Linked DNA regions of Mus musculus: regions 1, 2 and 3 are each linked to region 4. A link is a loop called in an ENCODE intact Hi-C map of the cell type or tissue named here. Cell type or tissue: gastrocnemius. All regions are shown on one strand. Each heading gives the region's core, and the rest is flanking DNA. Links, peaks and the distances in the headings are about the cores only. Region 1 overlaps Nrros (negative regulator of reactive oxygen species). Region 2 holds the start of Mir1946a (microRNA 1946a). Region 3 has its middle 16 kb from the start of Cep19. Region 4 overlaps Zdhhc19 (zinc finger, DHHC domain containing 19).

What was found. Hi-C counts contacts between places; a loop is a spot of excess contacts. Peaks named below come from ENCODE experiments on the same cell type or tissue, not always from the same donor. Only the 100,000 strongest peaks of a DNase experiment are listed, where the experiment ranks them.
Region 1: it touches region 4 in a loop (3-fold over the local background); 2 of 42 quality-filtered maps call a loop at or near these places.
Region 2: it touches region 4 in a loop (6-fold over the local background); 9 of 42 quality-filtered maps call a loop at or near these places.
Region 3: a loop joins it to region 4, with 7 times the contacts of the local background. A loop is called at or near these places in 14 of 42 quality-filtered maps.

What each region holds. Positions count from the first base shown.
Region 1 is chr16:32,143,858-32,151,690 of GRCm38, reverse strand. Nrros (negative regulator of reactive oxygen species) reads left to right here. Exons shown (of 3, transcript NM_001347181.1): 2 at 4,018-4,138; 3 at 6,686-7,833. The coding sequence starts at 4,031. Among named protein-coding and RNA genes, the nearest start is that of Nrros, 18 kb to the left of the region's middle. In gastrocnemius, for the core only: a CTCF peak has its summit at 3,615 (motif pointing left); no DNase peak of the experiment used is centred there; H3K4me3 peaks cover 577 bases; H3K27ac peaks cover 552 bases.
Region 2 is chr16:32,261,492-32,269,324 of GRCm38, reverse strand. Mir1946a (microRNA 1946a) reads left to right here and starts at 1,742; the gene lies at 1,742-1,875. In gastrocnemius, for the core only: a CTCF peak has its summit at 4,908 (motif pointing left); no DNase peak of the experiment used is centred there.
Region 3 is chr16:32,111,843-32,119,675 of GRCm38, reverse strand. No RefSeq gene overlaps it. Among named protein-coding and RNA genes, the nearest start is that of Cep19, 16 kb to the right of the region's middle. In gastrocnemius, for the core only: a CTCF peak has its summit at 4,197 (motif pointing left); DNase peaks (open chromatin) are centred at 4,192 and 5,565; H3K4me3 peaks cover 1,172 bases; H3K27ac peaks cover 2,213 bases.
Region 4 is chr16:32,496,340-32,504,172 of GRCm38, reverse strand. It overlaps Zdhhc19 (zinc finger, DHHC domain containing 19), which reads right to left. Exons shown (of 9, transcript NM_199309.2): 2 at 6,941-7,184; 3 at 6,477-6,598; 4 at 5,722-5,861; 5 at 5,026-5,198; 6 at 4,447-4,552. The coding sequence starts at 7,086. Among named protein-coding and RNA genes, the nearest start is that of Zdhhc19, 4.0 kb to the right of the region's middle. In gastrocnemius, for the core only: no CTCF peak of the experiment used is centred there; DNase peaks (open chromatin) are centred at 3,810 and 4,305; H3K4me3 peaks cover 352 bases.

The DNA.
Region 1 (7,833 bases), core at 1,311-6,310, 350 kb after region 4:
TCTCATTGGGCCTATCTGGCTCTGAACAATGACGTTCAGCCGCAGTATGGCCATGAGCATCAATATTTAAAAAATTGAGTGTAAAGAGTGCCAAAGACACCGACACTCTTGGTGCTCGGGGTACAGTCTCCTCAAAAGTTCCCCTCTTCTGTTTTATAAGATAGGCTTTGAGGGTGCGATGCGCACGCTCAACAATACCCTGTCCTTGAGGGTTGTATGGAAGTCCAGTCAGGTGGGTTACGTCCATCTGACGGCAGAACTGCTGAAATTTTTGCGACGTATAAGCTGGTCCATTATCAGTCTTAAGGAGTCTGGGTTTCCCCCAAGCACTCCATGCCTCAAGACAATGTTGAATCACATGTGAGGCTTTTTCTCCAGTTAACGGAGAAGCAAACATGATGCCAGAACATGTGTCAATGGACACATGGAGATATTGAAGTTTTCCAAAGGAAGAAACATGTGTAACATCCATTTGCCAGACCTGTAGAGGTCGAATACCGCGTGGGTTAATTCCCACATGAGGAACTGGCAAGAACTCACAGCAGCTTTGACATTGAGTAACAATGTCACGGGCTTCTTTTCTTGTCAAGGAGAAACGACTGCGTAATGTTTCAGCCGTCACATGAAAATTATTATGAAAATTTCTTGCAGCCTCTACCGGGGATGATAGGGCAGCAGCCACCACTTTAGTGGCCTTATCTGCCAAATCATTTCCCAGAGCCATGGGGCCAGGTAGGCCTGAATGGGCTCTAACATGAGTAATATAAACAGGAGATCTTCTAGATAACAAAACTAATTGTATCTGCTGAAAAATATTGGCAACTCTACTGGAAGGCTTAATCACTCCAGCCACTTCTAAAAGATTTACTGCATTTACCACATAACAGGAATCTGACACAATATTAAGGGGTTCTAAAAAGGTTTTTAAAACTTCTAAGACCACTAAACATTCTACCACTTGAGGTGAATTTTCATTATATTGTTTGGATACCACTTTACCATTAGCCACATAGGCACCTATGCCAGTTTTTGATCCATCAGTATATACCACAATCCCATTTTTAAGTGGGTTTCTTACTGTTATTTGTGGAAACACAACAGATTGATTTTGGGCAAACTGTAAGATTGGATGTTTTGGATAATGGTTATCTATTTTTCCTGAAAAGGAGGTAACTAAAACTGCCCAATCATTAGATGCGGCTGCCAAGGTTTGAACCTGTGCAGCGGTATAAGGTACAATTAAAAGATATGGACTTTGCCCAAAGTGGGTGATTGCTGCTTTTAGGCCTTTAAGGGCAAGCTGTGCAATTGCATCAGGATACCAATCTATTATTTTAGCTGGGGATACGTTTGGATGGATCCACAACAATGGCCCATTCTGCCACAAAACTGCAGTTGGCAATTGTGCTGTCTTAAAGACACACAAACTGAAAGGTTGCGAATCCTCAATACGTTGTAATTGTGCATTCTGTAAGGCTTTTTCCACCTTTTGTAAGGCCTGGTTAGCAGCTAGAGTAAGAGTCCTAGGGGAGGAGATATGAGGATCTCCTTCTAAAATACTAAACAAAGGCCTTAACTCAGCGGAAGGAATCTTTAAAAAAGGTCTGAGCCAATTAATATCTCCCAACAGCTTTTGAAAATCATTTAAGGTATGGAGGTGATCTCTTCTTATCTCTACCTTTTGGGGCACAATCTTATCTGGGGACACCACAGAGCCCAAGAATTGTCCTGTATCAGAAATTTGGACCTTTTCTGTGGCTATCTGTAGACCCCACTGACTTAAAGTTTTAAGTAGAAAAGGATATGCCTTTTGTAGCATGGTAAGGTCTTTATGGCACAGGAGGATGTCATCCATGTAAAGGAGCAAAATTAAAGAGGGGAATTGTTCCCTCACTGGCAAAAGAGCTTCTTGTATATAAAGCTGGCACATTGTAGGACTATTGGACATTCCCTGTGGTAAGATCTTCCATTGATACCTCTTATCAGGTTCAGCAGAATAAGCTCTCTGACCCGTTAACAAGTCAAAAGTCCAATCTCTCTGCTCTGGAGTTAAAGCAGCAGCGTTTGCTCGGTCCTGCGCCTGTGCAGCCTCTCGCCACAGAGATCTCCATTCCAAATATTTGGCCATACTAGGGAGAGCGGCTTTTGCAATCATTTGCCAGTCAGCAGGCGTTAGTGCCATACCAGCGAGCCTGTCTAACTGCACCAAGGTGAAATTAGCATTGGTTCCGTATTTACGAACCGACTCGGCAATTTCCTTAATCTGTACGTATTCTACCGGAGCGTGGACACGCCCACCCTCGGCTCCTTCAAAGACTGGAAATGCCTGTTCTATTTTCCTTTGTTCCTCTCGGGGAATGAATGAGTCTGCGCACTGCCTCTCTGCGCACTGCCCCTCTGCGCATTGCTGACGCACTACGGGCTGACGCACTACGCAGGGCGGGGACTCCGCATAGGGCGGGAGTGCACCTGGTAGCCGATTGCCCTGAGGCCAATCAGCAAACTGGCCTTCGCCAGCCGCTTTTGGCTTTTTCCTTAAATGACTAGTTAGCACTTTACTTGGCGGCTGGTATCCTTTTCTTTCATAATGAGCCGCTTTTTTCTCCCAGTCTGTTTCTTCAGAGCACAGGCTCCTTCTCCTAGAGACCTCCGCTAATCGATCTTTTTTCTTTTCTTTTTTCTTTTTCTTCCTTCTAATCTCTCCCCAGGTATTCCTACCTGACCTTAACTTTTCCTCGGGTTCAAGACCCTTGGAAAGGCCTGTATACTTACCGTTTCTCCTTGCTCCTACTCTCTCTCCCCGCTTTACTTCTGATAGACTGTCCTGAATTTCCTCTAGAATTTTCAGCCCTATCTTAAGCACTATATAACATGTGAAAAGGAACAGAAGGGCTTCTAACACTAGAAAAAATTTAAGGCCAAACATAACTTGTAAAGCCATTTTCCACTTTACTTCTGATAGACTGTCTTGAATTTCCTTAGAAAGTTCAAGATCAGACTTACCTCGTTCCCCAGCTGAAAAGTTCTGAATTCATACAGTTGAATCCTTCTTAACAGTCTGCTTTACGGGAACCTTTATCACCGTCGTTCCCCAGCTGATGAGTTCTGAATTCGGCAGTTGAATCCTTCTCAACAGTCTGTGTTACGGGAACCTTTATAAACGTGATCCGCAGTTCTGGTTCTGAAATGAAGTATCCCTCCTGCGCCAGTCCGGAGTTTTTTCTCGTCCCGGAATTCGGCACCAATTGTTATTCGACGCGTTCTCACGACCGGCCAGGAAGAACACCACAGACCAGAATCTTCTGCGGCAAAGCTTTATTCTTACATCTTCAGGAAAAGAGAGCAAGAAGCAAGAGAGCAAGAAGCAAGAGAGAGAGAAAAGCAAGAGAGAGAGAAAAACGAAACCCCTTCTATTTTAAAGAGAACAACCATTGCCTAGGGCGCATCACTCCCTGATTGGCTGCAGCCCATGGCCGAGCTGACGTTCACGGGAAAAACAGAGTACAAGTAGTCGTAAATACCCTTGGCTCATGCGCAGATTATTTGTTTACCAACTTAGAACACAGGATGTCAGCGCCATCTTGTGACGGCGAATGTGGGGGCGGCTTCCCACACTCATTCATTCATTCATGGTATATATCTCAAGCTCATGTATGCATCAGGTAGCAATGAGTTTCAGAGAGGAAGACTGCAGAGCGGCAAAGCACAGGACACTCTGGGACCTCAGCCCTGGCACTCAAGTCCTTTGCATCCCCCCGTGCTCCCCCTTTGGGGTTTCAGAGGTCAGCCAGCTGACCATTAAATGCCATAGGCAAAACAAAATGAGCTCTTGCCACGCTGTCAGTGAAAGGTTGGCTGAGCTGAGAAATTTGAATATCTGTGGTTTTCCACCTTCTTGTAGTTGTGGGCCTCTAAGACCAGACACATGTGGGAACTAGCTGGCTCCTTCTGCCCCGTGGTGATCAGCCCTCTTGGCTAATCTGCCTTACTCAGTTCTTCCTGGTCTTCTGTCCACAGAGCTGTGCCTGAGATGGAGTTCCCGCCCCTCTGGCTTTGCCTGGGTTTTCACTTCTTGATTGTGGAATGGAGGAGCGGACCTGGGACAGCCACTGCAGCTTCCCAAGGAGGCTGCAAGGTGGTGAGTTTCTCCATGGGTTCTAATCTCTCTCTCCTTTGCCCCTGTCCTAATGAGGCCTGGTCTGCTTGGGAAGTGGATGACTTGTCAATCGAAGCTCCATTAATGCTTCCAGAGTCACTGAGGGAAACACACCAGCACCAGAGAAGTCCTGCCTTCAAGGCCATGAGTGAGCCAACAAAGATGGCTTCAGCAACTCTGCAGAGAACATGTACCCAAATGGTACTGCAGAGCAAATGCTCATGACCAAGCCTACGTCTCTGAAGACCCAGCGCTGGGGTGTCTTGAGCCTTTGAAGGTTTTTTGTCTGCACATGGAGATAGAGGCGGACTCTAGAAATTTGCCTGTAACTGAAGAATAGCAAATGTCTGTATGAGAAACACGTGCCTGTTGGGGCGTTACCCAAGCCCAAGAACTGGAAAGACAAATTGGAAGCCAGAGTTAATCCTTATATTCAAGATCTTTTTCAGTGTATTCGACGCTAGATAAAGAAAGTGTTCTAAAGGCGATTAATCTTAAAGATGGTGGCTATCGCGGTTCTAACCTGCTTGTGGGAACCAGTAGCCACTGTGTTTGAGGACGCTCCAGTATGATGAAAGTCCGCCTGAATTTAAATCCTAGCCCCACTACTGTTTAGCTGGTGATACAAAGTCACTCTGTGCCAGTGTCTTCACCTGTAAAATAGAAGTAATGATAATACCTGCTGGTCATGGGGGCACATGCCTGACAACCCAGTTCTCAGGAAGTGGAGACAGGAGGGCTAAGAGTTCAAGGCCAGTCTCAGTTACATTTCAAGTTCAAGGCCAGTCTGGGCTACATGAGACTCCATCAATAATAATGATGATGATAACTAATAATTTCTACTAATGGAATCGTGATATTGGGTGCTGTGGTGATTGGATGTATTTATAACAACCCCCAAGACGGTGGCATGTGTTTTACCGAGTATCGTTACTGTGGTAGTATCACTGGCAGTCCAGCCTCTTTTGACTGCCACTGTTCCCTTACAGAGGCAACAATGGGCTTAACTTCTGTAGCTCTGGGGGTCACCAGGCATAGGAAGAGAAGGGAGTAAAGTATGGGTTATTCAGCTGATTCTCAGGGCTCAGTCTGGACTCTGCCTGGGGGATGTGGTACGGACTTGGCCATCACAGAAGTCAAGCAATGGGTTCCTCTGGCTCTTATGATTTGAGGGGTCTGGAAGTTTAGGCGTTAGACTCTTGTTCTTCATTACACGAGCCATTCAACCTTAGCATCAAATGGACACGGTAAAGTTGGCTGTGTGCTCGGATGGCCACACCATCCTTTGCAACGCTTTGGTGAATCCATGGGAATTACAAAGATCTGATCTCCCTCTGACTACAGCAACTGTGGAGGAGCAGGCTCCATTACAGGCTGAAGCAAGCCCCTGAGTTCAGTGCTGTCCAGAGAGGCCTCGGGAAAATCAAGAGATACACCTGTCTCTCAGTTCGGAGGTTCAGTTTATAAAAAGTCAGCTCTTAACACATTAATGCAATCCCAATATTAATGCAGTAGGCCTGGGAGGGGGAGTTGAGGTAGGAAGGAACCTGAAAAAGTCATTCTAATGTCTATGCTGAAATTAAAAAAGAAAAACAAACAACCCCCCCCCCAAAAACTCGAGTGTTCAACAATGAGCAGCTTAATTAATTAGCACATGCTGGTAATTACAGTTGACATGCTGACACTTATTAGCCATAATAAATGTGATTTGCATACTCAATCCTTGAAAAAAATTCTATGAGAAAATTACAAGCATAATGGTTAGTGACTTTTATCTGAGAGGGAGGCTGAGACTATCTGAGGGTCTCCCTTTCTTTCTTTCTTTCTTTTTTTTTTTTTTTTTTTGAGGCAGGATCTTCTTATATAGTCCTGACTGGTCCCTAACTCTTTAAGTAGTCCAGATTGCCTCAAACTCTCAGAGATCCTCTTGCCTCTATCTCCATGGGTCCAGGGATTAAAGGCTTGTGCTACCATGCCCAGTTTCTTTCTGTTGTTGTTGTTGTTGTTTTAAAGGTGTATTTTATGTATATGAGTACACTGTAGCTGTTTTCAGACACACCAGAAGAGGGCATCAGATCCCATCACAGATGGTTGTGAGCCACCACCTGGTTGCTGGGAATTGAACTCAGAACCTCTGGAAGAGCAGTCAGTGCCCTTAACCTCTGAGCCATCTCTCCAGCCCCTAAGTTTTATTTTAATAACCCAGTAAAGAATTTGAAGCTGCAAGAGGTTAGTTAGTTCCTTGCTCAGGGTCAAATTAACAAACTATAGAACCCAAACCTGGGCATCTTCGTATTAGCCACTGCGCCTTCCAAGAGCGAGGCCTCTTACACAACTTCATTGCACTTTGCCTTGGAGGTTGGCTGTTTGGTACTCACTGGCCTTGCCCTCCTGACCAACCTGTAGAAAGCAATAGTATTGCTTTTCTTACCGTTCTTCTCTGGACACCTAACCCAACACCTTCTGGCTAGCTGTTTGCTTTTGCAAACTACATTTCTGTGAATTAACCTCATGTGTTTGTGGACCTAGGTCGACGGAGTCGCTGACTGCCGGGGTCTGAACCTTGCTTCGGTACCCAGCAGCCTCCCACCCCATTCCCGGATGCTCATTCTGGATGCTAACCCTCTCAAGGACCTGTGGAACCATTCCCTCCAGGCCTACCCACGCCTGGAGAACCTCAGCCTGCATAGCTGTCACCTGGACCGTATCAGCCACTACGCCTTCCGAGAGCAAGGCCACTTACGCAACCTGGTTCTGGCAGACAACCGCCTCTCGGAGAACTACAAGGAGTCAGCCGCAGCACTCCACACCCTGCTGGGACTTCGGAGACTGGACTTGTCTGGAAACTCCCTGACCGAAGACATGGCGGCTCTCATGCTTCAGAACCTCTCCTCGTTGGAGGTTGTGTCCTTGGCAAGGAATACCCTCATGAGGCTCGACGACTCTATCTTTGAGGGCCTGGAACACCTTGTAGAGCTAGATTTGCAGAGAAACTACATCTTTGAGATCGAGGGCGGGGCGTTTGACGGCTTGACTGAGCTGAGGCGTCTCAACCTTGCCTATAACAACCTCCCCTGCATTGTGGACTTCAGCCTCACCCAGTTACGGTTCCTCAACGTCAGTTATAACATCCTAGAGTGGTTCCTGGCAGCCAGGGAGGAGGTGGCCTTCGAATTGGAGATACTGGACCTGTCTCACAACCAGCTGCTCTTCTTCCCACTCTTGCCTCAGTGCGGCAAGCTGCACACCCTCCTGCTCCAGGACAACAACATGGGCTTCTACAGGGAGCTTTACAACACCTCCTCCCCGCAGGAGATGGTGGCCCAGTTCCTTCTTGTGGACGGCAATGTGACTAACATCACAACTGTCAACCTCTGGGAGGAGTTTTCCTCCAGCGACCTGTCAGCTCTTCGCTTCCTGGACATGAGCCAAAACCAGTTCCGGCACTTGCCGGATGGTTTCCTGAAGAAGACACCTTCCCTTTCCCACCTGAACCTCAACCAGAACTGCCTGAAGATGCTCCACATCCGGGAGCACGAGCCGCCGGGAGCACTCACCGAGCTGGATCTGAGCCACAACCAGTTGGCAGAGCTGCACCTGGCTCCGGGGCTCACGGGCTCCCTCAGGAACCTCCGGGTGTTCAACCTGAGTTCCAACCAGCTCCTGGGGGTCCCCAC
Region 2 (7,833 bases), core at 1,834-6,833, 240 kb after region 4:
TTTAAAAGGGCAATAAACCTACCTGAGATTTTGGAACTGAAGGAAAGTGTGATGACTATTCTTGTCAACTTGAGTACATCTGAAGTTGAATGAAATCTAAAAATCGATTTCTGTGAGGGAAGTAGGTTGATCCACTTCTTTGTGTGTGTGTGTTGGTTGTTTTTGTCTTTGTTCTTGTTTTTTTTTTTTTTCTTTTAAAGATTTATTTATTTATTTATTTATTTCATGTATGTGAATACACTGTTGCTGTCTTCAGATACCCCGAAAGAGGGCATCAGATCCCATTACACATGGTTGTGAGCCACCACCTGGATGCTGGGAATTGAACTCAGGACTTCTAGAAGAGCAGTTGGTGCTCTTAACCACTGAGCCACCTCTCCATGTCTTTCTTTCTTCCTTCCTTTCTTCCTTCCTTTCTTTCTTTCTTTTCTTTTCTTTTCTTTTCTTTTCTTTTTTCTTTTTTTTTTTTTTTTTTTTTTGGTTTTTCAAGACAGGGTTTCTCTGTATAGCCCTGGCTGTCCTGAAAGTCACTTTGTAGACTGCCTGCCTCTGCCTCCTAAGTGCTGGGATTAAAGGCGTGCGCCACCACAGTCCGGCTCTCCATGTTTTTCAAGACAGGGTTTCTTTGTATAACATCCTTGGCTGTCCTGGAACTAGATTTGTAGACCAGGCTGGTCTTGAACTCACAGAGATCATCCTGTCTCTGCTTCTTCTGGGATTAACAACAATACCTGTTTGGTTGATCCACTTCTAATATGGATCTTTGAGATAAGAAGGCACGTACCTTTAATCCTTTTTGCTTTATCTTAGCCTGAAGCTCCAGCAGGCATTCCCTGGGAACCTACAGGCCACTCATGTCAGGAAATAGGTAGGGTGACTATAGGTCTTCATTTCTCTCTTTGTTCCTTCAAGTCAATCCTCCAGTCGCATCTCCAGTTCTGTAGTAGACCATCTGCTGCAGCCTTGACTTCCTCTCTGCCCTTTCCTCCAGTGGACCACACAGATCTTCCCTCTAACCTTTCTCACCACCACTCCCAACTCATCACTTCACACACACACACACACACACACACACACACACAACTCCAGCAGGCATTCCCTTGGAACCCTCTAGCCAAGCCTGGTGGAGAAGCCAATAGGCCATCAAAGCAGGTCAACAAAGGGCTTTATACTTTCATTCTTTCTCCTCTCATCCAAATCCAGAGGCGCCCCGTCCCCCACACCATTCCCTTAGTCTGTGGCCTCTCCTCACTCTCTGCCCCCATTCACAAGGGACTAAGCAGATTCTGGTGGAATACCCTGTTTTCCTCCTTCCTGTGGACTCCCTCAGACTGGACCCCTTTAATCCCATCCTCATTCCTAAGTAAATACATTGTACCTGGAGCCTCCAGTGACCAAACCTACCAGGATTCCAGAAGTATTTCCTACTAGGCAACTCACAGCCACCATGCTCACCTAAGACCCAGGCAGGGCAATAGAAACCAAGGAACAAAACACTCATCCCACAAAGACAAGTCCAGATATTGGCACCTAGAATTATAAACTTCCAAAGTCAATCCAGAGACATAGATGCCTGCATCTATAAAAACACAATAACAGCCAGGACAATATGCCTCTACTAGAGCCCAGCAACCCTACCTCCCCAGGCTCTGAGTATTGCAACATAGCTGAAGCATAAGACAAAGGCCTTAAACCAACCATATGACGGTCACAGAGGTACTTAAAAAGGAAAGGAAAAAATAACTTAAAGAAATCTATAGCCGGGCAGTGGTGGCACACACTTTTAATCCCAACACTTGTGAGGCACAGGCAGGTGGATTTCTGATCAAAGGCATGCGCCACCACTCTCGGCTTTCTCCTCTCCTTTTTTGTTAATCTCACAAATGGGAAGAAAAAGGTCACTGATCCAAATTAGTGTGGCCAAACTAATTAAAGCAAGCTTTTTTTTTTTTTTATCAATGTGCACTGCCCAAGGTGGGTTTGATATGAGGAAGATAAGGCTTTTATAGCTCAGGAGTAGGGAGGGGTTTGGTGGGGTTACAGGAGCAGAATATAACAAATTATACCCTTCTGAAACAAAGATACGGTTGCAAAGGTGGCCAGAACAAGGTAGCATCAGTAGTCATAGAGCCTTTTGAAACAAAGGTAGAGTTATAAGATGGTTATACACAAGTTTTTGAAATAAAGTTATGATTGCCATTCCTAGAACAAGCAGGACAGAATCATTTGTAGTTAAGCTTATAGGTGGGACATAGCCCAATCCTTGAGAAAATGAGCCTAGTTTGTCTTTGTTATAAGATGACTTTTAAGCCTAAGATGGAGGCAAGCTGGTTCTTTTTTTACCCTGCAGATTCTTTGCATATATACTATGGATTCCACTTTAGTATATTTTTGGGACTCCTGACTGTGTGAATAAGCAGGTCTCTGATTCTTGTGCCTTCTCTTGGGCTCTTTTCCTTCTGTTTTGTTTTGTTTTGTTCTGATATGTTAGTGAAAGATCCTGACAGAATGTAAAAGATCACAGAAGCCCTGAAATTGGCAAAATAGATTTCATTGTCAGCAGAACTAGCTTCACTGATTTAGAAAAATAGAGGTGCACAATGTTCTGGCTGCTCCTTGAACCCCTGTATGTGCCCACTGCTGCAGCCCACTGCCAGGTGTTTGTGATATTGGTTGCTGGGAAAGAGTCAGAAAATCTCCCCAGCAACCACAGCTGGGGCCAATCCAGAGTTGCTGCACCTGCACCAGACTCTTTCCTTGTACCCCTCCCATACCCATTTCTTGAGAAATCATTTTAGAATAGACATTGTTTAGATCTGGAAATCCCCTACTCCCTCCTTCTCCTTTCCCCCCTGAGGGCCTATAAAAACTGGGACCCCTTTCCCCTTGGGGTCGACTCCTCTACCTCTGCATGGGATACAAGTCGTCCCCAGAGCTCTGGCTTTCCCCAATAACGCCTTGTGTGGTTTGCATCAAGCTTGGTCTCTCGTGAGTTCTTGGGGGTCCACTATTATCCCCAGACTTGAGTGAGGGTCTCCCTTTAGGGGTCTTTCATTAGTTTTTGTTTTATTATTTTAATAATATTATAACTTCCTTTATTATTTTTGTTTTTTCGAGACAGGGTTTCTCTGTATAGCCCCTGGCTGTCCTGGAACTCACTTTGTAGACCAGGCTGGCCTCGAACTCAGAAATCCGCCTGTCTCTACCTCCCGAGTGCTGGGATTAAAGGCGTGCACCACCATGCCTGGCTTTATTATTATTATCTCTTAGAAGCCTGGTTGTTACCTGGAAAGTGGTGGTGCATCCCTTTAATCCCAGCACTTAGAAGGCAGAGGCAAGAGGATTTCTGAATTCAAGGCCAGCCTGGTCTACAGAATGAGTTCTGGGAAAGCCAAGAACTCAAGACAGAAAAATCCTGTCCAAAAAAAGAAGAGGAGGAGAAGGAGGAGAAAAAAAGAAGAAAAGGAAGGAAGGAAGGAAGGAAGGGATAAAGGAAGGAAGGAAGGAAAAAGCATATTTGTTTTCTAATGAGAGACAGAAAGAGGCAGATCTGGATGGGAAGGGAAGTAGGGAACTGTAGTATGTAGTCTTGTGTTCCTGGTTGTTGCATACACGTACCCTCCCAGGAGCTATCTCAGATCTGTGAATAAGACACATTTGTGGGGCTGGGGAGATGGCTCAGTGTTCTTCCATGGATCCTGAGCTCAATTCCCAGCAATGACGTGGTGGCTCACAACCATCTGTAGGAATTTGATGCCCTCTTCTGATGTGTTGAAGACAGCGACGGTGTATTCATATACATGAAATAAGTAAATAAATCATTAAAAACAACAAAAGACGTATACATATTAGCTCATTTTAAAACTGCCTTATGGCTCTATTACGCCTTCCACGGCTAGCGTGCCCTTACCTTTACTTCAGCTCAATACCTCATCCCTCAGCTTAGTTGCCTGGTTGCCCATTGGTCTTGTGCTCAAGATGCTTTCAGGCTGCTTTCCCTTTCTGCCTACATATTGGAAAATCTCCCCTGCATCTCTGAGTCTGTTCCATTCCCCCGACCCCACCCCACCCCTGCCAAGTAGACTGAGTCTCTTCCTCTCTCCTAGCCTGTGGGAACCTGGAAGTCCTGCCTCTTTCTTTTTACCTAGCCATTGGCCACTGGCATCTTTATTGATAGATGACCTTTAGCATCAGTAAACACAAATTTCTGATCAAAGCATCAGAACCACCACTTTCACCGCAAATTTCACCTTTTTCCTCCTTTAAAAAACAAACAAACAAACAAACCTGATTCTCTCAGACATAAATTGAGCAGAACCCTAACAATCATGTAAATTACAAAGTAAGATATACAGTTAACATCTAGTCCATTATATTCGTCAATTAGATAAAATTCACTGTCATCATTTGTTTGCTTGTTTGTTTGTTTGTTTTTATTTTTCGAGACAGTTTCTCTGTGTATCCCTGGCTGTCCTGGAACTCACTCTGTAGACCAGGCTGGCCCCGAACTCAGAAATCCACCTGCCTCTGCCTCAAGTGCTGGGAGTAAAGGCATATGCCCACCATATGCCCAGCTAATTATCATATGCCATATTACATATGCCACCATGCCCAGCTAATTATCTTGTTTTTAAATGAGTTGTAAAGGCACAATGCCTATCTAAGAGTAACAATATTAATTTTAAATTTTGTATCAATATATAGATTCATACCAATGAAAACCTTGATTCTATATCAATATATAAAATCTGTACCAATGTAAGAGATTTTAACTTCAATTTTATATCAATTACGGGCTGGCGAAATGGCTCAGTGAGTAAGAGCACTGACTACTGTTCTGAAGATCCTGAGTTCAAATTCCAGCAACTACATGGTGGCTCACAACCACCCATAATGAGATCTGATGCCCTCTGCTGGTGCCTCTGAAGATAGCAACAGTGTACTTACTTATAATAATAAAAAATGATTTAAAAAATTTACTAACCCCATTAAAAATGGGGTTCAGAGCTAAACAAAGAATTCTCAACTGAGGAATACTGATGGCTGAGAAGCACCTGAAAAAAATGTTCAACATCCTTAATCATCAGGGAAATGCAAATCAAAACAACCTTAAGATTCCACCTCACACCAGTCAGAATGGCTAAGATCAAAAACTCAGGTGACAGCAGATGCTGGTGAGGATATGGGAACACTCCTCCATTGTTGGTGGTATTGCAAGTTTGTACAACCACTCTGGAAGTCAGTCTGGAGGTTCCTCAGAAAATTGAACATAGTACTACCAGAGGATCCAGCAATACCTCTCCTGGGCATATACCCAGAAGAAGTTCCAACTGGTAATAAGGACACATGCTCCACTATGTTCATAGCAGCCTTTTTATAATAGCCAGAAGCTGGAAAGAACCCAGATGCCCCTCAACAGAGGAATGGATACAGAAAATGTGGTACATTTACACAATGGAGTACTACTCAGCTATTAAAAAGAATGAATTTATGAGATTCCTAGCCAAATGGATATATCTGGAGGATATCATCCTTAGTGAAGTAACCCAATCACAAAAGGAGTCACTTGATATGCACTCACTGATAAGTGGATATTAGCTCAGAAACCTAGAATACCCAAGATACAATTTGCAAAACACAAGAAAATCAAGAAGAGGGAAGACCAATGGGTGGATACTTCATTCCTCCTTAGAATAGGGAACAAAATACCCATGAAAGGAGTTACAGAGGCAAAGTTTGGAGCTAAGACGAAAGGATGGACCATCCAGAGACTACCCCACCCAGGGATACATCCCATAATCAGCCATCAAACCCAGACACTATTGCATATGCCAGAAAGATTTTGCTGAAGCGACCCTGTTATAGCTGTCTCATATGAGGCTATGCCAGTGCCTGGAAAATACAGAAATGGATGCTCACAGTCATCTATAAGATGGAACACAGGGCCCCCAATGGAGAAGCTAGAGAAAGCACCCAAGGAGCTGAAGGGGTCTGCAACCCTATAGGTGGAACAACAATATGAACTAACCAGTACCCCGGAGCTCTTGTCTCTAGCTGCATATGTAGCAGAAGATGGCCTAGTCAGCCATTGCTGAGAAGAGAGGCCCCTTGGTATTGTAAACTTTATATGCCCCAGTACAGGGGAACGCCAGGGACAAGAAGTGGGAGTGGGTGGGTAGGGGAGCTGGGCGGGGAGAGAGTATAGGGGACTTTCGGGATAGCATTTGAAATGTATATAAAGAAAATATCTAATAAAAGCAGCTATTGAAAATTTTAAAAAATTACATCAATTACAAAGATTTCTACCAATGCAAAATTATGGCTACATAATGTTTTGTTCAAGAATATTTAGCAATCCATCTCATCTATTTCCTCCATGTTCAAAATTATGACCATTCCCAAATTGTCTTTTAAAATGCCAACCTATCTAATTTGTAAAATAACCACAATCAGACACCCAAACCCAAGGAATCTGGCTGATGACTCCCATAGCTGCTTCTGGCTGATGATGACTCCCATAGCTGCTTCTGGCTGATAACCCCCCATAGCTGCTTCTGGCTGATTTGGGGTGACGAAAAATTCTTTAAAGGGGTAGGGATTGGTAGGAAAATTAGAAAATTGGTTAGACTTAAGAATCTTAAAATTGGTTAGCTTTGGCATCTGTTATCCAGTCTCTGTATGCTTAGAAGGCTCAGGGATTGACTCAAGTTCTGACTGGATACGTCTGAAAGGTTGGACTAGGAGAGATCATCTGGAATCAGCAGGAATTCCTAAAGCCATTCTGGAAGCAAGTCTCTGGATAGTATCAGGAAGCAGGAGGCTGGAACAGCAGGTTAGTTCAGCATCTCCGAGGAGAATCTTGTCGAAGTTGTACATTCTGTAATATATGAATCTCACAACCAAAATTTTAGTACCATTAAGATATTCAAATGGAGCCAGGCAGTAGTGGTGTATGCCTTTAATCCCAGCACTCGGGAGGCAGAGGCAGGCGGATTCGAGGCCAGCCTGGTCTACAGAGTGAGTTCCAGAACAGTCAGGGCTACACAGAGAAACCCAGTCTGGGGAAAACAAAAAAACCCAAAACCCAAAAACGAAAAAACAAAACAAAAAAGATATTCAAATGTGCCTTTTTTTGTGATTTATTTATTTATTTATTTATTTATTTATTTATTTTTCCCGAGACCCAGGATAAACAGCTGAGGTGTGTATTTAACATACCAAAGTAGAACTGGCCTCCAGGTTCTCCTAGCACCCCTTAGTCCCTACCTTCTACAGGCATGGCTGGCATACAACCCTCTGTCCTCTGCCCTGGATAAATTTTCCAGCTGAGGCTGGGCTTCCCCTCCCCCAGAAACTCTTCCCTATAGAATGCAGACATTTTGATCGATCTCTTCTTCTCCTTTTCCTTCTTCTAAGTGCATACTTTCTCTTATTCACGTCTCCTCTCCTCTGACTCCCTCCCCATGGTGACTTCACTCACCCCTCCTCCTCTGTGGTCAGTGAACTCCGCAGAGAGCTCCTTCACAGCAAACCTGCCTTTATATATCCTCTAATGTGGCTTGCATTGGCTCATTTTGTCTGATTTATCAGCTGAAATATCTATTTTCACTACAAGGGAGGAAAAAACAAGGATAATGATAAGTTTGGACTCGATTGCTCCTAGGTACAGTTGAGGGGGTTTCTTGTAAATACAAGGGAGAAAACAGCTACAGACACCTGGAGGAGTCCAGACTGAACATGGCCAGCAGACTGAGCTGGGCCATTGGAGGAGAGGGAGTGGGGTCAGAATGAGGGATAAAAAAGAGAGAGGCCAAGGCGTCAAGAGGCCAGAGA
Region 3 (7,833 bases), core at 1,392-6,391, 380 kb after region 4:
CGCTCATCCTGACCCACGAGAAAAGTGAGAATATTACTTGGAAGACCGAAGCAGAGGAGGATTTTGAGTTCAAGGTCACTCTGGGCTAAACAGCAAATCCAAGCATACCTGGCCTCTGGAGTGGGGTGAGACCGTATCAGAAAATAAAAATAAGTTAGTAATTTCGGTTATAAAAAGTCTTGACCTGGGAGAAGAGGTTCATAACCTGTGCTCCATGGAGGAATCACTCTCAACACAGACAGGGAACTTAGATAATCAATGAAAGGACAACAAAAGTCAGTAAAACACCCTAATGTTTACTTATTAATCTGTGAGTGTCTGCCATGTGAGGTCAGGTACCCTTGGCGGCCAGAAGAGGGTGCGGGGGGTCCCTGGAAGCTGGAGTTGAAGGTGGCTGTGAGCTTCCCATGTGGGTGCTAGGTGTCTAATCTGGGTCCTTAGGGAGAGCAGCCAAGTTCATTTAAATGTGGAACATTTCTCCAACTCCAGTGTTCAACAGAGTGTGGTGGCTCACGGCTATAACCCCAGCACTCAGGAGGCAGACGGATGCAGGAAGATCGATGCAGGTCTGAGGTCAGCCAGGGCTGTATCTCAAAAACAGGATATCAAACTGACCAAAAAACACACAGGATGGTCAGAATCAGGAAAAGATGCCCTTCTCCCATTGATGTCTAACTAGGCCATCCTCTGCTACATATGCAGCTAGAGCCATGAGTCCCACCATGCGTACTCTTTGGTTGGTGGTTATCTGTGATATCTACTAAAGCAAATGTCTTAGTTAGGGTTTTACTGCTGTGAACAGACACCATGACCAAGGCAACTCTTACAAGAACAACATTTCATTGGGGCTGGCTTACAGGTTCAGAGATTCAGTCCATTATCATCAAGGCAGGAGCGGAGCATGGCAGTGTCCAAGCAGGCATGGTGCAGGTGGAGTTGAGAGTTCTACGTCTTCATCTGACAGCTGCTAGCAGAATACTGGCTTCCAGGCAGCTAGGATGAGGGTCTTAAAGCCCACACCCACAGTGACACACCTACTCCAACAAGGCCACACCCATTCCAACAGGGCCACATCTTCTAATAGGGCCACTCCCTGGGCAGAGCATATATAAACCATCACAGCCAATATGCATGTACGTATGTATATACCCTATAGTCCAGCAATTCTATTGTATATACAAGGGGGGAAAAAGCTTGACAGACATTTCTATGAACTTTTGACATTTTTCACAATAACGCTAAACTGGCAACAGTATAAAATTCTGTTCACCACTGTCAGTTGGACACTGGAGCTGGAGAGATGCTCAGCATTGAAGTGCACTTGGCTGCTCTTCCAGAGGACCCAGATTTGACACCCAGCAACCACATGGAAAGCTCACAGCCACCTGTAACTCCCAGCTCCAAGGTACCCTGCACCCTCTTCTGGCCTCCAAGGGTACCTGACCTCCCTCACATGACAGACCCAGATGAAAAGATGACTAAATTGTGGCACAGTTGTCAACGGGATGTTACACGGCAAAATAGTAAAACGTCAGTGCATGCTGGTATCTGAGTCTCATCCTGTGTTGAGCAAAGACATCAGCCGCAGAGAGTGCACTGCAAGAGCCAATGGTATTTAAGATGGGAGCAATGTGGGCAGATTTGGAGTGGCTGCTGCCTGTGGGGCACTAGACTTTGACTGGAAGGAAGCAAGGCACCTGTCAGGTACAGGTGCAGGACACCTGTCTGTGAGGTGCAGGTGCTCAGGTGCAGGTGTGAGGTGACTGCACAGGTGTACATTTATCAGACTGGACATTTAAAGCAGGTGTACCTTCATGTACTTCCATAAAATAAAAAGGACTCTGGGATAGCACCGGTGGAGAACTGGAAAGTAGACAACACACTAGAAAGCAAATGTGGACATGGTGAAGGAAGGAGTCTCAGTTCATGAGGCTGATGCTTGGGGACTTGGAGGAAGCTGTAAGAACATCACCCTAGAGAAAAAGAAAGGGCTAAACCCAGCCTTCCTTCGATGAACATGCAAATTTACTTCCTTAGCAGTTTTATCTTATATTTAAGAGACATTGATTCTTTTTTATTTTGCTTTGTTTTGGTTTTGATTTTTATTTTTTTGAGAGACAGGGTTTCTCTGTGTAGCCCTGGCTGTCCTGGAACTCACTCTGTAGACCAGGCTGGCCTCGAACTCAGAAATCCACCTGCCTCTGCCTCCCAAGTGCTGGGATTAAAGCCAGCAGCCACCATGCCCGGCTGGGACAGCCTGTTCTATGTAGCAATTTTAAGCCAGCCAGGGCTATATAGTGACACGTTATGTACCCTATGTCAAAAATGAAACAACAAAAAACAAAAAATTGAAAGGAAGAAGAAGAAAAAAAAAATAATTACCTAAGCGTTCCGATCTAGCTTAGGGAAACTTTGCCAAAGGGCTATTCAATATTGAACACACCTTGTTTATAAAGCATGCTGTAGGAAATTCTCTCTCTCTCTCTCTCTCTCTCTCTCTCTCTCTCTCTCTCTCTCTCTCCAGGGAGGGGGGCCGAGACAGGGTTTCTCTGTATAGTCCTGGCTGTCCTGGAACTCACTCTGTAGACCAGGCTGGCCTCAAACTCAGAAATCAGCCTGCCTCTGCCTCCCAAGAGCTGGGATTAAAGGCGTGCGACACCACCGCCCAGCTAGAAGTAAGTTCTCTTACTAAAACATGAAGACACCTCTCTCCTGGAAGATAAATTTATTAGGAAGAGTTTTGTGTGAACAAAGTGTATGTGAAACAGCTTATGGTAAATTGACTGCTTATGTTAGGGTCTACTGACCCAACACCCTGATGCTGCAAGAAAAGAGAACGTCCCAAATTTGGTCACATGTGTAAAATGTTTGCTATCAGCTACATAACAAAATTACCATAAGATATGTTTTGTGGACTTATGAAGCCTCAGGCATCTGTCCTTCCAGGCACTGCCTCCCTTGTCGTCCCTCCCCACCCCCATTCTTCCATGAGGAGGAGGTTGTCATTCTATCAAGTCCTAATTAAGGCCAAGACAAAAGTCTTTCTGAGCCAGCAGTGAATTGCAGGACCATTTAGAACAGGCTTGAATGCTATTCAGTCTACAGCCTGTGGGTAACGGGATTGTGACCCTGCTTGGCAGGGCATGGTCTTCAGTATTTCCAGAGAAGGCACACATCTTAGACACTACCACCTTCCCCAGTGAAAAATCTCTCACATCCACCTTGCTGGTCCCAGAGCTCTCTGAAGCATGTGGTGACCTGCCTGGCTAACCACTCCTAGAGCGAGCACACTGACTGGTTTAGGGCATCTTGCTAGCTCAGTGTCGAGATCTAATCTAAGGAATGCACCACACCCACCTACAGCCGGTGGATTCTCGTGGTGTTTTAGAAGAAAGTTGTAACAACACAAACACCACCATGAAAATGATTACTCAATGGGAGACATAATGGCAAGGATAGTAGACATGGCTAAGCCTTCCTCTTTGATAATCACTACAGGCAGGTAGTACTGGAAATGATAAAACCTTGGCTGGGATGTGGCTCCCTCGGTAGGGTACTTGCCTAGCGTTCCTGAAGCCCTGGGCTCCATCCCAGCACCAAATAAAACTATTCTTACAGGTGTTGCACGCTTGCAATCCCTGCAGGAAAGAGGGCGACGGGAAGATCAGAAGGTGAAGGTTATTTTTAGCTACAAAGTGAGGTTGAGGGCAGCTCGGGGTACACAGGACTCTCTAAAAGTGGAGAGTACAGTGGAGAGCTAGAGAGATGGCTCAATGGGTAAGAGCACTTGTTGCTATTACAGAGGACTGGGTTGAGTTCCCAGTGCCCATATCTGTCAGTTCACAACTACCTGTAACTCCAGTTCCAGGTGATTTTATGTCCTCTGGAAGTACCTCACACACACACACACACACACACACACACACACACATAAATAAAAAGTAAATGAAATAAAACAGGAAAGAGAGTTGCAGGAACATCTGATGTTTTCTTAATGCACTCTTGCTTTTAATAAGAGGGGTTTGAAGAAACTGGAGAAATAAGTTATAAATTCCAGTGATCTCTAAAGACTCTTCACGGATTAGCCCCGCGTCCGACGTTCACCAAATGCTAAATCTCCTTCTGTATTTTAAAGCCCAAACCTGGCCAGTTAAGACATAGAGTCACCGGAACACTCCTGCCCCCTGGTGGCAATGCTCAGAACTGCATGGACAAGGCGGGAGGTGCTCGCGCTAGGGGGTTGGGGGGAGATAATATGTGGAAACCTTGAAAAGAAAACCACGAAATAAATGGTTAATTTTCTTTCTTCCCCGGTGCTTCCTGTCCATCAGTGTCCACTACACCCAGGAGGAAGTGTCAGAAGCCGTCCACCTACTCACAGGAATTGCAGTTCCTCTGTTTTATTTTTTATTTTTGATGCTTTAGTGAACTTGAAATGTGGAACATATCCATGTCTTCCTGTCATTAGGGGATATGATCAAAGTCCAAGCCTTGGGAGAGGTACGGAATCCAGCCAACAGCAATTTATATGAGCGGGCCTACGGGGGCATGGGCAAGTGAAGGGACAGGAAAAGAATTCAAGATTGAACAAAGCTGTAAATTGATTATTTGGGTTTAATTAAGGGGAAAAGCAGTTGGGTTTTGGAAGTTCCTCCAACCATGTTAGGTGGAAAGGAGCTTGAAGAATTAGGCTCAGGGGAAGGGCATTACAACTCCAACCCCGTTGGCAGGGCATTTCTCTTCTTTTAAAAGCCCAGTATTGGACTTGTATATGGGAATGGGAGAGGGAGGTAAATGAGGGAGGGACAGAAGTAACACAAAGAGTCTGGAGATGGGATTTAGGTAAACCGAAAGAGCGGGAGCCAAGTCTTCGCATTTAAATGGTGAAGCCCTACTCTAGCACAGTCCCTCTGCAGCTGGCTGCAGTCCTGGGACTTGCGTGTATGGTAGGTGATGGGAAGGGTTTAGAATCTGCTGTCAGTCTGCAAGTTGCTTTCGCAGTTAGCCCTGGATCCCATCCCGAAGGTTCTGGCTCCCCCCCCCCCCTTTTTTTGCTAGGGTATCCAGGTCGTATGTGATGGTTAGTCTTTGTTTTCAAGACAGGGTTTCTCTGTGTATCCCTGGCTGCCCTGGGATTCACTCTGTACACTAGGCTGACCTCGAACTCATTGAGACCTGCCTGCCTCATCTTTCCGAGTGCTGGGATTAAAGGCGTGTGCCACCACCGCTATGTATGATGGTTAGTTTTATTCGTCAATTTGACCCAATCTAGAATCGCCTAGGAAGGGAGTCTGAAGGCGGAGCTGCCTACATTAAGTTGGCCCTCAAGCATGTCTGAGGAATTTTCTTTTCTTTTTTCATTCTTTCTTTCTTTCTTTTTTTTTTTTTTTGTTTTGTTTTTGTTTTTTTTTTTTCGAGACAGGGTTTCTCTGTGTAGCCCTGGCTGTCCTGGAACTCACTTTGTAGATCAGGCTGGCCTCGAACTCAGAAATCTCAATAGAGGTGGAAAGACTCCCTTCCAATGTGGGCGGCACAGTTTCCTGGGCTGGGCGCCAGACAGTAAAGACTGGGCTGAGACGCGTACGTGGGTACACTTGTTCTGGTTGTCATGTGACCAGCTCTTGGAAGCCTCTGCCACCGGAACCTCCAGGGACTGTAGTGTAGTCTGAGGTTGTGAGCTAGAATAAACGAACCCCTTAGTTGTTTTTGTAAGGACACCTCATGGAAGGAATAGAGAGGAATCTAATCCAGTATGCCACAGCGCAGATGCTCCACCATTGATTTCGCGATGTCTTCCTGGCGGCCACGTGGGTTGTTTCCAGGGGCCCCCAGCCGTCCGAGTCCGCTTCTCACTCCTTTTCAGCTCAGGATCGTCTCGCTGGAGGAACGCAGTGCTTCCCCATTTTAGAATTGGAGCTCACTTCCTATTGAGCAAAGCTTCCTCCTGGTTTCAGTTCTTGCCGCGCCTTGCAGGAGAGAGCAATTTTTTCCACAGAAAGAAGAAGTAGATTAATCTGCCCCAGTCCTAAGTAAACACACCCATTTCCCGGATGGCCGCACTCTGCCTCACCCAGTAGTACTCAGGCCTAAGTGCTGCTTGGTTGTACTAATGCTTCTGGCAGCAGACAGGCCCCTCCCATGGAATCATTTACCACTGCATTACTGGCCCAGTGTATCCTCCAGTTTTCTGGGGTTACATGATTCTTGGTATCAACACTGCTCATTCCTCTGCATTCTAAATAGATAAATTTACCTTTGAGAATAAACCGGAACCTAGTCAGGGTTTCTCTGTGCAGCCCTGGCTGTCCTAGAATTCATTCTGTAGACGGCACTGCCTCCCAAGAGCTAGAATTAAAGGCGTGCACCACCACCTCCTGGCTCAACCCGGTCTCCATCTTAAAGTGTCTCGGTTGCTTTAGCCTACATCAGTCCTTCCTTCTGTGGAATCTCTAGTGACAATGCCTTCTACATGCTTAGTGCCTGCATAAAGGTGAACCTGGGAGCCACGATGTCCAAGGGTTGTGACTGTGGGACGGTTTGAATGGAAGGTTGGATCTGATAGAATTACGTTATTATGAGTGTTTCAGAGAGCCACAGTGGGATTGTGGTGGAGTTAACAGAATGATGGATTGTGGGTTTCCAAAACTGAAGAACAAAAGCCTAGCACAGTGGTTGGGGTGTGTGTGTGTGTGTGTGTGTGTGTGTGTGTGTGGTGGTGGGGGGCAGAGGGTGTGGTGCGGGGGGAGGGGGGAAGGACTGTTAGCAGAGTCTCAGTCCTACCCCTTGGCTCATGAATCCGAATCCCTGAGACAGGGATCTATCTGTGCTGTGATGACGAGTCTGACCATCCTCAAGATTGCAATCCACTAGCTTGAGTTAGAGGCTTGAAGGTCTTGTCTTGAGAAAGCAGTCTGTTTTGTACTCAGAAGTCTGAGAAGGTGTGAGACGGGTTGATAATGCCTCTCCCACTCTCTGCACTGGGCAAGCCCCAGAGAGATGACTTGGTGGACAGGGGACCAACTGCCAAGCTGATTCCAGTATGATTCATGAATCTGCCTGGAGGGAGGAGAGACCTGAGAGTGGTCTTCTGATGTTCTTCTCCATCCCCACTTTTAATTAAATATTTAATTAAATTAATTTAATTAAATTAATTAATTTTATCTTTATTAAAAATACAACTGAGCCGGGTGTGGTGGCACACGCCTTTAATCCCAGCACTCGGGAGGCAGAGGCAGGCAGATTTCTGAGTTTGAGGCCAGCCTGGTCTACAAAGTGAGCTCCAGGACAGCCAGGGCTATACAGAGAAACCCTATCTTGAAAAATAAATAAATAAATAAATAAATAAAAAATAAAGCTGTTACCCGTGCAAGAGCTGATGAGTATTCTATTAATTCAGGAGGTTTTTTTGTTTGTTTGTTTGGTTGGTTGGTTTTTCCTCAGGGATGACCAATCATACAGATGTGGATGTGATGCTGAGGCCAGAGCCTGTAGTGTTACAGGAGAAGGTGCCAGGCTTGGCAGCAGACAGGCAAAGGCCTAGGATTTGTAAGATGGGAAAGAAGAACTGTTGGGCCCTTCCCTATGGGATGACAGATTTTCAGCCTTGAGAATAAAATGAAGTCAGAGGAGGGAAAGAACTCCAAGGATAAAAAGTTGGGAAGCTATTGAGCATACATTTTGGGGGGTTTTGTTGTTGCTGTTTGTTTGTTTGTTTTTCTGGTTTTTTTTTTTGAGACAGGTTTCTCTGTGTAGTCCTGGTTGTCTTTGAACTCAGAGATCCACTTGCCTCTGCCTCCTGAGTGCTGGGATTACAAGCATGCACCTCCAAGCTTG
Region 4 (7,833 bases), core at 1,653-6,652:
CCCGCCCCCGCTCTCCTTTTCCACTATTATGCCGAATCATTGGTTTGTTAGAGTTTTCTAGTGCTTGGAAGTAATGCCAGGGCCCTGTGTTCTCTTTAAGCCATGTGCTCTACCACTGAGCCGAAGCCCCAGATCTAGATAGTTCTGCGTCTCCAACTGTCCCAGGCACTGCAGTGGGCACTGTGGGCACAGTGTAAGCAACACGGCCGGCTTAGCTTTCTCTGCTCTGTGAGCAGCTGTGAGGCAGTGTCCTGAACACTGAGGGGTGTGGCCAGGGCAGCACAGAGAAAGGGGAGCAATCCAGTAAAGCAAGTCCTTTGGCCTCCCTGGCCCCATGGCTGCCACCCGAGGAGCCACAGCCAAAAATGCTGTTGCATGTAGTTCATAGAGTGCAGAGCGGGAAGTGTCCATTACTTTGGACACTCGCTGAAAGGAGGGTCACTGTGGTGCTGAGGAAGGGCTAGGGCTGAAATAGGTCCAGAAAGTAAGAAAGCAGCTGGTGGACACAGCCACCACCTGCAGGAAGGGGCACCCAGGAGAGGTTTCAGCAGGTGGAGTGGAGGCTTATGACATTAACTCAGGGCCATGCTTTGATTGTAAGACAAGAGGGGTATAGAAGGCCTGATGGTAATAAAAATAACAGACAGATCTCTTAGCACTAGAGCTCCTACCATAAAGTCTTAAACAAATTAACCCATGCCTTCCCTTTCTACAGTGGGAAACAGAGTGGCCCGCTGGCCAAGTAACATGCCCAGTTCTCACTGCAGGTGTGTTGGAGATTCATGATCCAGTGTGGTTCATCTGCAGAGTCCTTGCTAGGAACCACCAAGCAAGGGATCCAAAAGGAGCTTCAACCCAGAAATGGCCGGTTAGAGAGAATGGAGACTGGGATATATGATCAGTATGAACTGGATCCAACCAGAAAGAGAAGAGAGCCCTGCCTGGTGAAGCCCAGAGTGCAGATCACACTTAAGCCCCGCCTAAGTTGGGGGTTTCTGGACTAGGAAGGCCATTTTAAGCAGAAGGAAGCAATGTTCTGGGGCTGACCTGGGGCTAGAACCGGAAGACATTAGAGGAAAAACCGCTGTCCAGCAGAACCTGATATGATGGACTGAGACCAGAGGGAGGAAGTATAGTGGATGCTGGGCCGTAAGGGCGGGCTGAGCAGAGGAGGCAAAGGTGAGAGCAGGGCCAAAACTGGGTGGGTGATGACTGAGACGAGAGTACACAGGGGGCAATGTATAGAGGATTGTTGAGGATGGACCAGGTGCTGATTATATTTTGATGCTAATTCCACTCTCTTGGGAGGTGCTGCAAATAAGGAGTGAGTCACACATACTCAGGTGACTTCTTGTGAACCAATCCCCTAAAGGATAAAGGAGTCAATCACTGGGTGAGCAGGCGGGACTTCCGGGTTGGACAGAGGAAGAGAATAGAGAGTTAAGTCTTTTTGGACTGTGATAGCATGAGGACAAGATGTAATTATGAGTGTCTCCTGGTTTCAATGGCGGATCCGTCAGAATTCGCCACCAGAGGATATAGATTTAATAAGGCTTACAAGATTAAGATTTTAGTTGTTGTGCCCAGTGATTGAGTTACTGTCACTTCTGAACTAAGTCTGTGTCGAGTTTTCATGAGGCGGTTTGACTGGGTTCAAGAGAGAATGGTACAGCCAGGCAGTGGTGGCACACTTGGGAGGCAGAGGCAGGTGGATTTCTGAGTTCCAGGACAGCCTGGTCTACAGAGTGAGTTCCAGGACAGCCAGGGCTACACAGAGAAATCCTGTCTCGAAAAACCAAGAGAGAGAAAGAGAAAGAGATACAGCAAAGTGTGGGTTTGCTAAGGGCACCACAAAGGCTGTGTGGGATTTGAAGCATGGTGCTGGTGTGGTAGTGAACTACCAATGGGAACCTATCGAGCTGGGTGGAGAGCTTTTGGAGCACTGAGTCAGAGTCTCCATGAGATAAATACAGGTCGGCCATTGCCCACCAGTGCATGGCTGGCCAGGCCACTGGGGCAGAGAGTTGCTGGCACAAGCACTGGAATGTGCCAGTTCGTTTTTTGTTTGTTTGTTTGTTTTTAATATTTCCCAAAACAGAGGATGCTCTGTCTGTCTGCCTGCCTTTCAGTTGTCTGCCTCTAGTTCCCCCCAATAATAAGTCTACCTGTCTTCCTAAAACAGCCATTAGTCAAGTTACCATCCAATGAGATGGGTACAGAATCCACAAGCTACAAAATAATGACGAAAGGTAACCAAAACCCAATAATAGCCTAAATAAGTGTACGGTAGAGCATATTCACGGATCCCGAAATGTGCTCTGCTCAAAAGGTCCAGAGAATTCTGTTGAAAACCCTAGCGGATTTGTAGAAAGTGACAAAGTGACAAGCCGATTCTCAGTGTTCCCTCCAAGGATCAAAGGGCCAAGAGAACCGCAAAAAGCAGCCGTTAGAGAACTCATTACATGCCGTTTCCAAACTATAAAGCAACACTAAGCAAGACAGTACAGGGTGGGCAGAAGTACACTATTGAGAAATTAACCATGTCTGTCTGGCCAGTTCTGCTTTTAATGAATATGCAAAGACACCACAATGCAGGAAGAAATCCTTGCCAACAAGTGGAGCAGGTATGCAAACAGCAAATCTTGGGGACTGGAGCGGCAGCCCAGTCTCCTGACAGCACTGTCTGCTCTGGCAAGCGGACTTGGGTTCAGTTCCCAGAACTCATATGGAGGCTCACAACTGAAACTCCAGATGCAGAGGATCTGGCAGCCTCTTTTGGACTCCACAGGCACCCAGCACGTATGTGGTACACAGAGATACATCTGGGCAAACTCTTGTACACATAAAAATAACTTAAAAAAAACCAAAAAACAAAAGCAAGCCTTTACCACATACAGAATTTAGCCCCAAAGAATTCATCAGTCTAAAGGTACAAGCTAAATCGACAGAATCTCAGTAGAAAAACACATGACTAGAATTTTGTGATCTTGGATTAGCAAAGATTTCTGAGTGACAACATCAGATGCACATGATCCATTTCTGTGATGCACACTCACAAGCACACACACCACACACACCATGCTCATGCACACTCAGACAGGTACACCATCACAATAAAAAACTCTGCTGTGTGAAACAAAACACGATGGAAAGAAAACAAAATAACAAGCTATGGATTTCAAGAAAATATTTTTAAAACACATACCTGAACCCAGAATACAATGAAACGCAGCTGCCACGTGACCCAGCAATGCCACTCCTAAGAACTTTCCCGACAGGGAAGCTTGCTTTCTGGACACCAGTGTTTGGATTGAGTTCATTTTCTAATTACTCCAAACTAGAAATGATGTAAAAACCCTTCAGTTGGTGCACAGATAATCTGTAGAGCATCCTACAATACAACGCAATGCTACACAACAATAAAGAGGAATAAACTGATGAGAACAGAGTGGGCGAAGCTCAAGTGTGTTGTAGTAAGCAAGCCAAGGCAGACACGGAAGGCAATGACTTCATTTATGTGGGATTCTGAAAGATTTAAAACAAACAAACCCAAAACAACAACAACAAAAGCCCTAAGGGTAGAAAACAAATCAACCATTACTGGGGGCTGTAATAAGAAAACAAATCCACTACAAAGAGGCCATGAAAAACACTTCTAGACTAAAAATACTATTTTCAGATACACCTCCAATGACTCCGGGCTTTCTACTGCCCAGGGTTTCTATGTCCCACGCTTGATTTTACTGGCTGCTTTAATGTGACCATCTGGAAGGGGTCTGCTCAATTGCCAGCTTGAATCAGAGCTGTTCCCTCACTCTCTTAACAACCTTCTTTCAAGCTGGACTTGAAGTCATTAACTCCAGCAGTCAGCAAGATCGAAGATCAAGGTTTGCCTGAGACTGTCTCAATTTTAAAAGGGGGTGGGGGTGGGGAGGGAAGAGAGGCTTGGGATACAGCTGAGAGGTAGAGCATTTGCCTAGCATTTTCCAGACCCTGGGTTCGGTTCCCAGTCCTGGAAGGGGAAATGTTCTAGCTCCTTGGTTCTTTTTGCAAAGCTGGCAAGCTCTGTCTTCTGTCCCTTTGAAATCACTCCAGGACGCAGAATGGTGTGTCAGGCCTGCTTAACTCCTAGCTCCTTCTCTTGGTCTAAACTAAACAGCCCTAGACTGATCTCTCTTGGTGTGGTCCACGGTGTTAGCAGGTTAAATGCAGGATGTAGCTTTCCCAGATACCCAGACACACACAGCCTAGCACACAGTCGTGCACCCCGGACGGAGAGCGACCGCTGGGATCCAGCAGGTGGCGCTGTGGTCCGAGCTGCTACTTAGAAGATGAGTACTGAAGGCCTGACCCTCAGGGGACAAAGGCAATGGAAAATCAGATCCTGAGGGCTCAGGATGCTTCCCATAGCGGAACGTCTGGATGCCCACGCTCCGCCCCACATACCTTGCTCTCGTAGGAGCTCTCCGCCCTGCTCACAGATAGGGCCTGGATCAGCAGCAGCAGGAAGAGCGGAATCAAAAAGCCCGCAGCGGGCACAGCCACCAGGATGCTCGCCAGCTAAGGAGCCACGCCCAGTGCAGCCCATCTTCCCCTTCCCACCATTACTCCCCCCAACCCTATACCACTACGATGTTGCTCTGCTTTGTCCCTTTTAGGCTTTCGTTATTCTATGGCCTTACTAGGTTCTAATTTTTTGTTTTTTTTTTTTTTTTTTCGAGACAGGGTTTCTCAGTGTAGCCCTGGCTGTCCTGGTACTCACTCTGTAGACCAGGCTGGCCTCGAACTCAGAAATCTGCCTGCCTCTGCCTCCCAGCGCCTACCAAGTGCTGGGATTAAAGGCGTGCGTCACCTCTGCCCAGCCTGGTTTTTTTTTTAAACTTCGTCCATTTCCCCACTTTCATTGGCCCACACTGAACCTCTGAAGTGGCTTCTGCTAGCTTCATCCATCACTGGCTCCACCCTCTGAGACCTCATCTCTCACCTGCCTGAGCCCCTCCCCCCTGCTCGCGCATAAGTAGATACGCCATCCCCTTGTCCAGGGAGAAGGGCAGATGCCTTGTGCGAAATAGGAATGTCAGGCAGGTGACCAGCAGGGCTCCCGAGTAGAGACAGAGTGACAGGACCAGCAGCATGAAGAGGCGGAAGTTGCGGTGACCGATGCAGTTATTGACCCACTTGCAATGGTGGTCGAAGTCCTGTTACAGGGTGAGGGAAAGGCCTCCGGGATCCGTCCTTCCTCCCAGCTTCCATTAGCTCAGACAACTCAGCCCTTTTGGTCGCTTACTCTAACCTTTCCCCAGCAGCTTCCCTCCACACATCTGTAAGCTGGTCCGCCAGTACATGTGAGACAAGCTTACACAAACTGACACCCTCCCAACCTCAATAACCAAAGGAGGACAGGAAAAGTCCCCAGATCCGGCCTACAGCCAAATGAAGGGTATAGATAGCCCGTGGCAGAAAACCAGGAGACAGGTTTGGGACTGTCATCCCTGCCCACTCCCCCAGGACCAGAACACGTGAAAGTGCCCACAGTGACATACCACCCTTCCTGAATGGACACAGGCACAACGGCAGTGACCTGTGTGAAGGATCAAGAGCAAATGGACATACAGTCGTCCTTGGCCCTCATCTGTCAGGGAAAACTCTCCCACTGACCCCTGGCCCACATAAGGTTCTGGCCAGGTCTAGGAGACAGGCAGTGAGCGAGGGAATTCTCACCTCCACGCAAATGTTGCACCACGGGCAGTGGTAGGTTCGGGGTGGGCGATGGAAGAGGCACTTGGGGCACCATTCCAGGCGGAAAGCCCTTTGGTTCACTCGAACAACATGCACCGTCATGGGGTCCTCTTTGGTGGAGCCTGACGTGGTAGAGAGTGAGGCAGCTGACCTCTGCTACCCTGGGCAGCCCTAGGCACAGGGGATGTGGGGGAGAGGTAGACAGGGAATCCCTGATCTTACTGAGCAAGCTGACCATCAGGGAGGGGGAGGAGGGAGAGAGAGAAGCACGGTGGGGGTGGGTGGGCGCCGGCATGCTCCAGCCAGCCTTTTGTATAGAACTCTGCCTTTCAAATAGTAGTAGCCCCAGGCAGTGGTGGCACACACCTTTAATCCCAGCACTTGGAAGACAAAGGCAGGTGGATTTCTGAGTTCGAGGCCAGCCTGGTCTACAGAGTGAGTTCCAGGACAGCCAGGGCTACACAGAGAAACCCTGTCTCGAAAAACAAAAAACAAACAAACAAACAAAACCAAACACTAGTAAGTAGCACGTGAAGTTCTGTGTAGTGGAAGAGGGAGTGCCCACTGGTTTCTCTCTCCAGCCTGGACAGCCCGCTCTTCTGAAGCAACTGGAAACCATACAGGATCTTGGAAATGTTGCCATGGGGTAAAGAAGTCCTGATGTGCGAGGTTGGAAGTGGGGTGCCAGCCTTCAGGGTACCAGCTCCTTCCAGGGGGGCTGAGTCCTCCTCCCTCACCTCGATGTAAGATACCAGGGTCTGAGAAGTTGAGCGAGACGAGACTGAAGAAGGTGAGGATGAAGAGTGGTCCTGTGATGGCAGGAAAGGCCCACTCCCCGTTCTGAACCAGCCACCTACAACTGAGACCAGAGCCTCCTTCAGTTTTGGAGCTGGAGTAGCTGAGAGCTCCTCCCCCAGGCCCCGTCCAGCTGGATCAGGCCTCGCACTCTAAGTATCCAGGCAAGGGACAGACTCCCAGGGGCCCCCCACCAAATGCCAGCAGCAGCAGCACCAGCTACTTTTACCTGCCCCCGCCATACACCAATCCTCCAGGATTCTATGGCTGCGCATTTCTTTTTCTGTAGCTAGACTGTTGTTCCCCAGGCCTTCTAGCACACCTTCCTGCAAATCCCTTGCCTCTGCACTATTTTTTATTTCTTGTCCCCGTGTAAGGAACCTAACGGATGACATGGGACACTCACGGGAATCCGAAGAAAAGGCCACTCAAAAACAGCAGCAGCGTTACATTGAAGGCAGCAAACACGCTCGAGGGGAACCATGAAAGAGGGATGGAGGGCAGCTGTTGTGGTTCCTTCACAAGTGTCACAGCATCCTTTAAGAAAGGCATGGCCAGGGCAGAGTACACAGCTCAGTGGGCAAAGGGCTTGCTGTGCAGGTACATGGATCGGAATTCAATCCTCAGGTCCCAGTACAAGCAGGGTGTATCTGTGTATATACACATGCATATAACCTTAGCAGCCACAAGAGGATCCCTGGGGCTTTTTGGCCAGGTGGTCCAGCCAAATGGGCAAGCTCCAGGTACAGCAAGAGAGCTTGTCTTAGAAAGTGAGGCGAGATGAATTGAGGTAGACAACCGACTTTGGCTCTCACACGCATGCACACATGCACACACATGCTCTTGGTATTCTGTCTAAACTCCACCCCCACAGTTCCTGGCAGCAGCCAGGTAGGCTTGGCCCACTATAAAAGGGGCTGCTAGGCCCCTCCTCTCTCTCTTAAGCTCTTGCCTCTCTCTTACTCTCTTGTTTCTTTTACTCTTGCTTCACGTTGCCCCCTCTCTCCCCATTACCTTCCCCCCCCCCGACCTCCACGTGGTCATGGCCAGCCTCTAAGTCTCTACTCTCTCCTTTCTGCCTTTCTCTGCCTCTACTACTCTCTTAACTCCCCTCCCCATGCCCTAAATAAACTCTATTCTATACTATACTATCTTGTGGTTGGTCCCTCAGGGGGAAGGGATGCCTGGGCATGGGCCCGCTGAGGCACCCCCTCCCCCTACACCCGCCAGAGGATGTTCTTATAGCTCTTTCTTTTTTTATGATCACGTAATACACACACTCACACACGGAGTGGAACA